Regions from separate parts of the Homo sapiens genome. Here region 1 is linked to region 2. The links are chromatin contacts, found by Hi-C or POLR2A ChIA-PET in ENCODE. All regions are on one chromosome and are shown on one strand. Each heading gives the region's core, a stretch centred on a gene start or an enhancer-like site at or near the end of the contact. The rest is flanking DNA. Distances are from core to core; before and after follow the strand shown. Region 1 overlaps SH3RF3 (SH3 domain containing ring finger 3). Region 2 overlaps SH3RF3 (SH3 domain containing ring finger 3).

Region 1 (5,850 bases), core at 1,871-4,370, 51 kb before region 2:
ACACATCCCCCCATTCTCCCTTCCCTGCACTGGGGTGCAGCCTTCCTGCAGCAAGTTTCAGAGGTGGAAGGCTGATGATAAGTCTGGAGCTGACAGGCCTCCCTCAAGGGAGGACACTTTAGCAGAGAGATTTGCACATTTCTAGAGGCTGCAAGAGGGCAGTGCTCAGCTTGATTTAGAGCCAAGAAGTAAGAAAGCAGGAGGAAGGTGAAATGAATTGCAGGAGTGTGACACAAAGGAGGCTGGAGATGCCTTTTCTTACATAGGCCCAGCCTCACTTTCAGCCCACCTTCAACCCAGCTTCAGCCAGTTTTGTAAGGTTTGGAACTGCACAAGAGAGAAATAAAAGTTATATGAATGTGAATGGTTTCCAAAAGTCTCTCTGCAGAACCTCTTAACTTTAGGTGCAGATAAACTGCAACTTTCTTCAATGGGTTCTTGGACCCCTAGTCATGGTGACAGTTTGACTAGCATTGAGAGAATGTTGACCAGAAAAAGTCAACATCCCTGGCCCTTACAAAACATTGAATTTCATCTAAGTGGAGTAAATGGTTTAAAAGTTTAAAACATGTAATGAAATATATGTAGCACGGGCATGCATTTCCTTTGCTCCCACTCTGGGGCAGCTGTGAGATACTTAGAGGGAACATGCTGGAAGGAATGTCTTCTGCCCAGTGTCTGTCCCACTGGAATGTGTGGTAAGTCTCCCCAACTCTGTGGGTTGCAGAAAGAAGAATGTTGCCTTTTCCTCAATTTTGGTGTGCATTTCAGATGTTATTGCGAAACTAAAGAAAAGGGGCAAAATTCTTCTCTTGTGCCTATCTCTCTCCGTCTCTTCCTTCTTTTTTTTTTCTTGTCTTGGCATATCTCAGAATTATCCAAGACTTTCATCCTGTTGATTATTCCTTAGTCATGTATATTCGATACATTATGACTCTAAATAAACATTCCATCTTCCTTACGAACTTTGTAAGAATGGGGGGCAGGGGGTGTCCCCCCTTGTATTGTTAGATGTCTAGTACCTCACACAGGCCTGGCACAGACAAGATAGTCACTGTTTGCATGGGTGGATGGATGGATGCATGGTGGGTCAATGGGTGTGTGGTGGATGGATGGAGGGAGAGACGGAAGGGAGGGATGATAGATTGAGGAGTGATGGATGGATGGATGAATGATGGATGGATACATGACGGATGGATGAATAAACAAATAAATGGAGAGATGGGTGGATAAAGATAATTCAAATACATACACAGATACACAACTGGACACCATCATTCCCCACACACTCCTAAAGAGGTGTGTGTCTTCTCCCCCTGGGTTTCATCAATAAGCAGGATCCCTCTTAAGGGACCAATTCCTCTGGTAAGGGTCTGCAAGTCACTCATCTGTGTCTGGCACCTTGCACAGTGTGTGCAGTGGAAGTCCCCAGCAAGTGTGTGTTGAATAAAGGTTGTGCCATGCATTAGTTCATGGTCTAAGTCCATATAAAAAGCCAGGTGTTTGGAGTTACTGTAGTATCTGTTGACTTTCACCCAAAATCTAAAAAAGACTCCTCAGCTTTTCCTTCCAGCATAGCAGAAGCTCTTCCAAGATGGCCAGGAGATAAACTCAAAAGCGGTTTCATTCTTCCCCATCCTTTACTTTTGGATCTGTTCCCTGGAGCATGGGGAATGCCGGGTGTCTTATTTCTTGAAGCTGAAATTTCCTGATATTGTGTACAGACCCCCACCCGCCTGTCCCGCAGGGCTGGGTGCCAGAGCAAGATTCAGGAATTGGCCATCAAATGAGTTCCTCATTTGCAATCAATTAACAGCCACCTGGCCTGTTTTCCTGCCTCCCTCCTCTCCCCTTCTCTCTCTCCCCTTGTTTTGCATCATGAACTGATTGGAGTGTGAGAACTGGGGCCTTAACCAGGTTTGCAACTTCTCCCTGCCAGGAGCACTTTCTCCCAAAACCTCAGGGCTCCCGCGTCTACTCCTTCAGGCCCTTTCTCACCCTCCTGAATTTAAAATTGCAACCCCCACCGCCTTCCAATCCCCTTCTGGATATATTTTCTCTGGAGTACTTACGGTCTTCACTATACTACGTACTTTTAATAGTTTATTTTGTGTATGTCTCTGTCCCCTTATAAAGTGTATGCTCCCTTAAGGTAGAGATGTTTTTATCTATTTTGTTTCTATTTTCTTTATCTATTTTGTTAGTTCCTAGAACCATGTCTGGCACATATTAGGTGGCCAATAAGTACTTGGTGACTGATTGAATGAATATAATATTAAGATGATTTTTTAAAAGTCTCGTGTTCAGATCTTTGCCAGGGGCACCCTGTCATGCCCCTGGGGTCTCCCCTGAGGAGAGACCTCTCACCAGAGGAGCTGCAGTCCACTGCCTCTCTGGAGGGGTTTGCCTGCACCCTCAGCACCTGGCCGATCCTCCGATGGGTCTTCCTGGTGCTGTGACTGTCTGTGACTAGTCGTGGATGCCGGCTGAGCCTGGGAGCAGCGGTTACCGGAAATCTGTGGCTTTCTGCTTTAGCTAAAGAGAGAAGACTGCATGTGTTTGCCAGTCTTTTGGGTGCTTCTGTTTAGCATAGACATTGGCCAAGGCTGCTGGTAAAGAGCACCAGAGAGGCGCTTTACCCATGAGAGGGAAGCATCTGCGGCCCGGAGCCCTCTGCAAGCTGCCTCATGGGACCCCTAACAGACCTTCTTGCCTCTCTGAGTTCAGGGTAGAAACAACCTGCTGATCCGTCTGTTTCCCTCTGGCACGCCAACTCTCTCCTGAGAGAGCTCCTCCTCCTGATTCTGTGTTCTGAGAGTTGCGCCCAGGGGTGCTGCACTTGCTCCTTCCTTCTCAGCCTGTAGCTCAGCTCTGACACTCCCGCGACTCCCCCAGCACCCCGAGCAGGGTGCAGGTCTTCCTGGACGGGCTTGGGGCTGAGTGCAGCAGAAGCAGCACAAGGCTCCTTTGCTGCCTCTGCCCCTAAGGAGTCCCAGGATGTGTGAGGAACAGAGCTTTCTCCTGTCCCGAGCTCCCCGCAGTTCAGCCCTCTCTGGACTAGACAGTTCTGCATTTCTTAGCTCACTGTGCTGTGCTAAGGAAGCCAGGGCTGCCCCGTGGGTGGAACATCCTCTAATTTGCCAGGCAGGAAAGGATGGGGCGATGAGTCACCCTTCTGAGTGATTCCTGCCGAGCTTCCTACAGAACATATCCAGGAGCAGCCACCCCGCCCCCAGGGTTAGTGTGTGGAGGCACAGGTGCTAGTGTGGGTGGTGAGAAATAGGACTCGGAATCACCCTTTTTAACGTGCACAGTATGTTAATTGTGTCCTCACAAAAGTGTTGAAGTGTTTCTTGCCTTATAGAATAAATGGTCAGAAACCAGTGGATTCCTTTGAGCTGTTTTGATGGGAGGAAATTAACTGTGACAGTGAGACCTTGGTGGTCCCAACATCAGCAGGATGCAGAAGACAGCCTAGCCTGCTGGGTCATGTATTCGTCTTCGGCAGCCTGGGATTGGGAATGCGCGTGAGTGCAGAGCTGCTCACTGCCTGGTGCCCTGCAGCTCCAGTGCTGCCTCAGTGCGTTCCAGGAGAGACCTCAGTTTCCAGCCCTAGCTCAAGTCCCAGGGTTGATCTTGCTCGCGGCAGCACCAGGCCTGCACCTCGGAAAGGCATGATGGACTTACCTGTATCTATCAGGTTCAGGCATTCTCCTGCCTGTAGTTGAGAATTCAAGTTCAGGGTGATTAGTTTCGCCTTTTAAAAGAGCCCTAGCATATCCTTGCTGGATATATTCATTGCTGAAATGCACAAGAAACTGAATGTGATCAATGTAATGTATTGGTTTCAGCATCAGATGTTAAGAAAGTGAATCTGTTGAGATTCTTGCTTTTAAAAACACAAAATAAAACAAGCCTAACCTTAGTCAGTCATCCTGGACTTGAGATCACATTTCACAGTCTACAAAGTGAGGTTTCACGTATAGCATACCCCACCTGTTTGTGTAAGTAAAGTTTTATTGGAACACAATCTCACCCACTAATTTACATGGAATCTCTGGAGCTCTGGCTGCTACAATGGCAGAGTTGAATAGTTACAGCTAACACTGATGGCCTGCAAAGCCACCTTGCTCCACTAGAGACAAAGTTTGCTGACCGCTGGCATAGAAGATAAGAGCACAAATTCTGAAACCAAACTGCTAGAGTTTAAATCCCAGCTCTGCCACGTATTGGCAGCATGACCTTGAACATGTTAATTAACCTCTGTGTGACTTAGTTTCCTCCACTGTAAAATGGAGATAATATGGAGATAATAATATCTCCATTATAATATTAATAATTATAATTATGATGATATAATAATGATATCACCAAAATAATACTTGTCTCCTAAGGTTGCTATGAAGTTCAGAAGAATTAATAATGAGGACATGCTCAGAGTACTTTCTGACAAGTGGTAATGTGTTAAATTTTTAAGGAAGTGGGCAGGTTTCTAAGACTTTAGGAAAGTCCAGTCGCTTCCTCAAATCACAGACAGTTGTGCATTTGAAGATCACCTCAAAACCAGGTTCAGAGGCTCACGCCTATAATCCCAGCGCTTTGGGAGGCCAAAGTGGGAGGACTGTTTGAGCCCACAAGTTCAGCCTGGGCTGTAACATGGTGAGACCCCGTCCCTACAAAAAAATAGAAAAAATTAGCCAGGTGTGGTGGCATGCACCTGTAGTCTCAGCTACTCGAGGGGCTGAGGTGGGAGGATTGCTTGAGCCCAGGAAGTCAAGGCTTCAGTGAGCCATGATCACACCACTCGACTTCAGATTGGGTGACAGTTTTTTTTTTTTCCTTTAAAAAAAAAAAAAAAAAAATCTTAAAAAAAAATAAAGACCACCTCATCATCAGGGTACCTCCCATAGGAAACACAGCCTTGTGGGTGTCTTGGCTTCCTGTTGGTCCAGAACCCTGCGGACTTTCCTCGCAATAAGGGCACAGACTGGCTTGGCTAAAGGAAGGGTGCTAGTGGTGCCAGCCAGCAGGGGAACCCTCACCCGCTCCGGGGATGCCAGGGATGGAGTGAGGCAGCCACAGTGTCCACTGCGCTGATTCCAGCAGGGGATGGCAGCATGGTGACAGGAAGTCACACTTAATAATGCAGACAAGAGGGAAAGGAGACCCACAGACACAGGGAGAAAAAGCTGCAATATGCCTCTTCAACTCATGAGAACAGGAGGCGATGGGCCACAGAGGCTGCTGAAGGAGTTTGTTCCTGCCTCTGTTTTTCTCTCTCCTTCTCCAACTAGAATGTTATGTGCCACTTGCTCCCCTCAGTAGCACTTCCAGGACAGGTGGACTACATATTTGTGGAACCCAGTGTTTTTATTGAGAAGCCTTCTTTTTGCTTTTTAGGCTGGCCTTCCTGGAAAGGTTCTGCTTTTAACTCTTTGCGTGCCTTCCCAGGCCATGCGTCCTGGTGCGAGGCTCTGAGAACGCGATTTATGTCACCGCGTTGGCGACTTACATGTGCTCCCTGATCATTGAAGACACGGTTTTGTCTCTGCCTGGGATCATGGTGGTCATACCACTCCCTGCTTCAAAACCGAACATTTCGTGTTTTCGGAGCAGATTCGTCAGGACGTTTTGCAGCATCCTGGGGTGTTACCTGTTCCTTGCGCCTGATCTAGAGTTCCGAGGCCTACGCACCTCAGAGGAGCAGCTGTGGGGACTGTGGGGCAAGGCCCCTCGCCCGTCCCACACGAGAACGGCTCTTTCTAGCATGTTTTCTCAGGTGTCTCTTTATCCTCTCCCTATGCCTCAAGTTTCCACATTGAAAACTCTCAATGGCGTTTATTTCCTTCT
Region 2 (6,471 bases), core at 2,408-4,907:
GAGTCAGGACACCCTGATGATGCCACATCAGAAGGGATGTGAAAGTATGAAGGAAAAATACTCAGGGATGTCTGCCAGGGAACGCTGGGGAAGATGCAGTTTTGTTTGAAGTTTCATTTTATTTTTCTTGCTTTTCGTCATCCTCTGTTTTTACAAGCTCCTGCCGCAGCGACAGCCTGTGGAAGGGATCCCCCAGCCTTAGTGTGGATGCCAATCCTGCTTGCATTTCTGTGTCAGTGTGGACTGTGCCTCCAGGAACACTTTGTAAAGCCCTCCTGCAGGTGAAGCCCGGTCATTGCCAAGAACACTGGGCAGGAAAGCCAGAAGCGAGGACCAGAAGGCAGGGACCAGGAAGCACCCAATGGCGTGTCTCCTGGAGTGTGATGTTGTGTCTATGTCTGAACAGAGTGGTCCAGGAGGCAAATTCTTAGACCTATCAGGGAGAATAAGCAGTGGTCTTGCCTTCACCAGTAACCCACTGTTTCCCTTACCTTTCAATTGGATTAACGACATAAAGAAATAAATGAGTGTAAAGAAATGAGACAAGACTACATAAGAGGGAGACTCCAGTCGCATTCATGGTTGGGGTCTGTACATTTTCTTGCCGGGATCTGACTGCCAAGGCGTGATCCACACATACATGGGTGTTCATTGTAGTTTGGGTTTGTTTGTCTCCAGCAAAAATAGGTAGGTGCCTAGGTACCGGCTCGCCCTGATTTCTCTCTTCTTAAGTCTTTTTGAGGTCTTCGTGAAATTAACATCTTATAATAGAATATCTTACATTCCATTGCTGCTGGGAGTCTTGTTGCTGTGATTGTTTTGTCTCCCTAAGCCCCTTTGAGGCCAGACCTGTAACTCACAGTTGCTTCCCTTCTGGGTCCTGGCACAGGGTGGGGCCCAGGTGCTAGCTACCCTGTGCACCTGTGCAATGTTATTGGGTTGTGGTTCAGTGTTTTACAGAGCTCATCAAGCATGGGGAATGCCCCACTGACCATCTCTAAATGGGTCTAAGCTGGGAAGCTTGCAGCAGTTCTTGTATATCTGTGGCAAGACAGCTTAGTAAGTTTTTGTGAAGCCCCTTGTCCTCGCTGCCAGCCTCCCTGGGAGCTTCTGTGGGGACAGTGAGTAGCCCTGACCGCAGCCTGAGTGGCTCAGTCATCACTGGGGCCACAGCCCACCTTAAATGTTGTCAGGGCCTGGCGAAGGGGCACATGGAGCCTTGTGCCATAGTTCCTGAGGTTTGATCTCACCCTGCCCACCTTAGCCAGGCAATCCCTGCCCACCAGGTGCCCCCCACCACCTGCATAGGCAGACATCAAACTTTTTAGATTCCTCCCAAGACCTCGATGCTGGAGAGCCAGACACTAATTCAGGGCCTTTGGAGGCCCCAGCAGGGCACGCACTGGTCCTCAGCACCAGTGCACTCAGCCTTGCCAGAAAGAAGCTGCATGCATGTAGACCAGCAGGAGTCGTTGCTGATTGCCGACTGTTTTGGTAACTAAAATGGACTACCTGTGTTGGCTTTAAGCAGTAGTTGTGAAATTGTGTGTCAGGAAGAGGGCTTCCTCCACGGGTCTACCAAGTGGTCTACCACTTGCTGAGTGCAGAGCCTTGTCCTGGTCTGGATGCGACGATGGAAGGCTTAAGTGAGTCATCTCCTGAAGAGACTACTCAGGACTGGAAGTGTGTCAGCCTAGGGGCAGCTGAACACCCAGGTGGCCCTGGAGCAGGCTGCTGGAGCGTCTGGCCTGCAGCCGGTGGAAGTAACTGAGCTCCAATCTTGTGTCCAGACTGCTTCTCCCCTAGGCTCCAGCTGTTTTTCTGCTTCTCCTGTCACTCATATGGACAGTGCACTTTCCACTGAGCAGGTCAATGGCGGGGTTACTTTTACACCTAACTTTAGCTCCTCTCTGGGCCCTGCTGGTCTCAGCACGCACACCCACCCAATCCTACGGAGACAGAGTTCTCACACCTACCCTCCGCAGGGCATCTTGGGCCATCCACGTCCACCTGCCCTCCCTTCAGCGTGGCCATCACGGTGCCCTGACTCAGCTTCCAGTCCCCCGGGCTTCCATGTTCTTGTCTTCCCTTTCACTTCTACCTTTCCTGCTTGAGTAAGTTAGGCTGTGGCTCGCAAACTTCAGTGAGCATTTGAGTGTTGTCAGAAGGCCCCCAGGATGGCTAAATAGTAGAAAGGACAGCTTTACTGGTGACATCAGTTTGCAAGCCAGGAATAGATAGTCTCTGACATGGAACGAAGGTGCTCTCGCTTCGCAGAAGGGGAAGGGCAGTTGGATTTTATGGCTCGCAGGGTCTGTGTTACATAGTAGAATCAGACATGTTTAGCAGGTTTGGGGGAAAGCTGTGCATGTTTATAAGGGGAGCTGAGTGCATGTGCAATGGGCAAACATGTACGTAACACACATCTCATGTCACTTTAGGGTGGGGTTTCAGCATTAAAATGAGGTGGAATTTGGCTCTTTCCATCAACAGGTGAACTATAGGACACAAAGACAGCCTGTGCACAGCCTCCATAAGTTGCTGAAACTGGCTTGAGGTCTGCAGTTGCTTATGAGAAAGGGGTGTTTGTAAGGGCTGTCCTCTGTCCCATCAGAGTTGCAGTGGTCTGGGTTATAAATCAGAGGGGTCTGATAGCACCTATTGTTAGGGAGTTTAGCAAGAGTGTGGCTTTCTTTGTAGCCCAGGAATTTAGGAAGTTACCATGCCAGCACATAGGTAACTTTGTTTCCTTAACCATAGGGTCTGTCTTAGTTGCTGAAGGGACATCTGTTTTGGTCTCAGATAACACAAGTCATTGGGAAAGCTGCAGGCCCAGCCCAGGGGAGAGTCTGCTGCAGTGGGGCTGACTCAGCCTGGGGCTGAGGCTGCCTGCACCAGGCCCACCTGCGCCCAGCCCACTGGCCACCCACCTCCCTCAGCAGCCCACCTCCTGACCCCCGACGTGGTTGGCCTTTCCTCAGTCCTCATCTGCATGAACTCTCCACACTTAGCACATGCCCTTCCGTCTTGCAGCTGTGTCCCCAGGCCTCAGCAATCTTAAAACAGCCCCTCTGTCACCCCACACAGAGCACCCCAGTCGTCTCCAGGACCTTCCTTTGGAACACCGAGCCCTGTCACATCTTCAAATCCTTCTGGTGCATTCTAACATCCGTCTGCCACTGAATCTTCAGAACAGCCTTAGGGGAAGAGGAAGGCTCCATTCTCCTGGCGAGAGATGCAGCCAAGCCCCATCCAGGGCCCGCAGCTGATGAGCAGTTCCATGCCAGAATTTGAAGTTAGCACCCCCAATGTTCTCTGCTTTCAGGATTCCTAGTGCAGAGACATTTGGCTGTTGGATTATGAACCCTGCCCCAATCTGACCTGCAGCTTCTCCTCCCACCATCTCATTCTATGGATTAATGTGTGGACCACGCTCTTCCAGGCCCATGCTCACTTCTTTCCTGAGTGTTCCAATCACAACACTCAGGACTTGAGAGTGTGTCTGAACCTGGAGATCGGCCTTAGGAAGTACCATCCACATTTAAAGAAGTTTGGAGGAAACCGGTGTCAGATTCCATGCAGCCCTGAGGGCGGGCCCTGGCTCCGAGGCACTTGTCCCCAGGCAGACCTTGTGAGTGCTTGCAGCTTTTCAGGCATGGAAGTGAAAGCATACTTAGCTGTGGAGAGATTTGGCACTGGGTGCCTGTAGGATGACAGCAGCACTTCTTGGCTGAGGTCCAGGGCTATGTTTGGTACAGAAGAAACCATGTCTGATTTTTCAGCTGGAACCAAGCACACCCATGTGGAGTCACTGGGGGGTCATGGGGGACCCCAAACATCTTTATTCCAGAGCAGCCCATCTTTGCAGGGAGATCTATCCTACAGGTCTCGGTTGCTGTTGCTGCCTCACCCTTAGTTCTAAGACTTGGCAATGGATTATGACCAAGGTTGACACTCTGGGCCAGTTGGAATCATTCTTCTCTTGTCTTCATGCTTCTCCTCCATGGTACCTTCTGTTAATACTTTCTGTTTCCAATGGATAGGGTGCAGGCTTCTGCGGGCTGAGGCACGTTTAAGATTCGGGTCCGGGAAATGCCCAAACCGTGTGTGTGCCCTGTGGGGTACTTTCTGTAACCACCTGAATTCCACCTGTGATGCAGAATGAGAAACAGCACTGATTCCAGCTTCATTTCGTTGCTGCTCAACCCCCGCAGAGGAGCTCAGAGCTACTCTCTGTTGCTTTTATAAACGCCTCCCAAATCCTTGAAAGTGAGAGCAATTAAGAGTCTTAGTTTGAAGCTCTTGGGACATCAGCCGCATTTTCCAGACGTCCTGTTTTCAGTGATCAGTCCGTCCTTATACCCTTTAAGTAATTTCTCATCCCTCAGCCCCTTCCACCCTACCACCCCGCTGAGTCTCCAGTGTCTGTTAGGTAGAAGGTTCTGATGACAGTCTAGAGGCTTCCTGGCTGCCACAAACAGTTCCTTCAGGGCTGGCCCCTCACAAATGAAGGCAGCCCATCCTTTCCATCTCTGCTTCCATCAGAGGACCACTTGCTCCTCCCACCCTTAGGTTTCTGTTGGTGGCTTAGCCTTTGGTGGAGAGAGCACATCCCACTGCTGGGCAGGGCAGTGCCCTCCCCACAGTTCCTTCCAGGCCGCCTGGGGTCCCACGTTCATCCAGTCCTTAAGCGCCGGCTGCGGGCCAGGCCCCGGGGATGCAGCCTGAATGAAGCAGAGGAGAACCCTGGAGACCACATCTGCCAGGGAGGACACAACAGCGAAGAAAAGCAAGTCTGGAGGGGATTCTACTCTCCGTGGAGAAAGTAACACCAGGAGAGGAGGAAGGACCTGGGAGGAGGGAACTGCAGTTTTCCTGTCAGCGCTCGGGACTTGGCAGGGAAAGCGGCCTTCGGGGAGGGGCAGGGAGGGAGCAGGTCCAGGGGTGGCCTGAGCTGGCCGAGGGACTCTAAGCCAGGGTGACCAAGCAGGCAGGTGGGAGGAGAGGGGTTGGGGTCAGAGGGGCAGTGGGAAAAGGGCTTCAGGGGTTCCCGCAGGTCACTCTGAGGACATTGGCATCTGCTCTGCATTTGGGTCTGGGGTCTCTCTTCCAGGCCCCTTCTCTGCCGAGTGCCCGCGACCTTGTGCCTGTGTCCATAGACTCCTCCTGACCACGTCCTTGTCATTCCTAAGCCCACCCCCGCTTTGCTGAGGTGAACTTTGATAGTGTAAAATGCATGTGGAGGGAGCCTTCTAGACTAAAAGTTTCGAGCTCTGGTCATAGGGAACCCACAGGGTCTTGGGCCCCTGGGGATGTGGGCAGAAGGCCTCAGGGTAACTCCAACCCGATGGTTCCCATGTGGCTTCTGAGGGTCCCACTTCCCCCACAGTTCATTCTCACACAGCCATGGAACCAGGAACCATTTACTTCACTATTGCTTAAAGCCACCAGTGGGGCCCATTGCTCTTAGAATAAATCTAGACTCCTCACTGCAGTCTACCCTGTGGGTCCACCCAGCCTCACACCCTCCCTGCATGCCTGGCCCTGATCGTTGTCCCGGCATGCTGGCCTTCCTCTGTCCCTTCATCTGTCCCTTCCTCTGTCCCTCTGACAGGCCAGACCCCTGCCCACGTTGGCATCAGACAGTCGAGCAGAAGCTCTGGCTCTCTCTGTCACTCCCTGTGCCTCAGTTTCCTCATCTGTGTAATGGGAGTAATAACCTTACCCACCTCCAAGGGTTCTTAGGAGGATTAAATTGGAGACATAGTGAAGTGCACAAAACAGCGCACAAAGGGAGAAGTATGTGTTAGAAATGATTGTTAACTTAATTGTAGTTTGGGGGCCCTGCACAACCCCAGTGTCCCCTGAGTCACCTCCCATGTCACTCTGCAGAGAGCAGGAAGAAGCCCCCATGTCCTGTTGCAAAAATGCATTTTAGTAGCAGCGTGTTGTTTTTGATGCTGCAATATGAATATCCAGTCCTCTTGAAAATACAATTTGGAATAGTCTTAGGTTTCATTCGATGTGAAGGAAACAATCACTTAGAGAATGAGTTTCCTTGAACTGTCCAGGGCAAAGGAGCCTGTTTGAAATAATCAGCGCTTTTGGGAAAGGGACAACCAGTGTATTGCAGGCAGAGCCTGAGGTCAGCTGCTTGAGCATCAGAGGCAGGGAGCACCCCACACAAGCTCTCAGACCTCAAGGGGTTGGCCAAGCCTAAGCCTTTGTGTCCCAGCCAGCCCTGCCAGGGTGGACTGTGTTATGGCTGCAGACTTATCCTGCAGCCACTGGACTGAGGTAGGACCTGGCACCAGAAACAAAAAAAATAAACCCAGGAGGTCAAATTTACACGTCCATAAAGCCTTTTGTATTTAAAAAGAGATGGACGTTTGGTTGAAACTCTGCTCTTCTTCATATTTCTTATTGGTAAATTTGCAACACAGTGCATCTGTTCACCTGTTTTTAAATATG

What was found. Hi-C counts contacts between places; a loop is a spot of excess contacts on that map. ChIA-PET counts read pairs that join two places held with the same protein, here RNA polymerase II (POLR2A). Pooled maps may share reads with other maps.
Region 1: a map of endothelial cell of umbilical vein shows a loop between it and region 2 (5-fold over the local background). The contact joins two enhancer-like sites. A Hi-C loop is called at or near these places in 15 of 168 maps with a recorded cell type or tissue (GM12878, IMR-90, PC-3 and 9 more), 1 of 37 single-sample maps with no recorded cell type and 11 of 50 pooled maps. POLR2A ChIA-PET finds 5 or more read pairs at or near these places in 4 of 52 experiments (CD4-positive, alpha-beta memory T cell, H1, WTC11 and 1 more).

What each region holds. Positions count from the first base shown.
Region 1 is chr2:109,329,516-109,335,365 of GRCh38, forward strand. The region is part of intron 1 of SH3RF3 (SH3 domain containing ring finger 3); the gene reads left to right. It also overlaps a transcript of RANBP2 not described here. Among named protein-coding and RNA genes, the nearest start is that of MIR4266, 19 kb to the left of the region's middle. Within about 2 kb of position 3,121, at least 13 of the 41 ENCODE cell types and tissues checked have a DNase peak (open chromatin) inside an H3K27ac peak, as active enhancers do.
Region 2 is chr2:109,379,496-109,385,966 of GRCh38, forward strand. All of the region lies in intron 3 of SH3RF3 (SH3 domain containing ring finger 3), which reads left to right. It also overlaps a transcript of RANBP2 not described here. Among named protein-coding and RNA genes, the nearest start is that of MIR4266, 69 kb to the left of the region's middle. Within about 2 kb of position 3,658, at least 8 of the 41 ENCODE cell types and tissues checked have a DNase peak (open chromatin) inside an H3K27ac peak, as active enhancers do.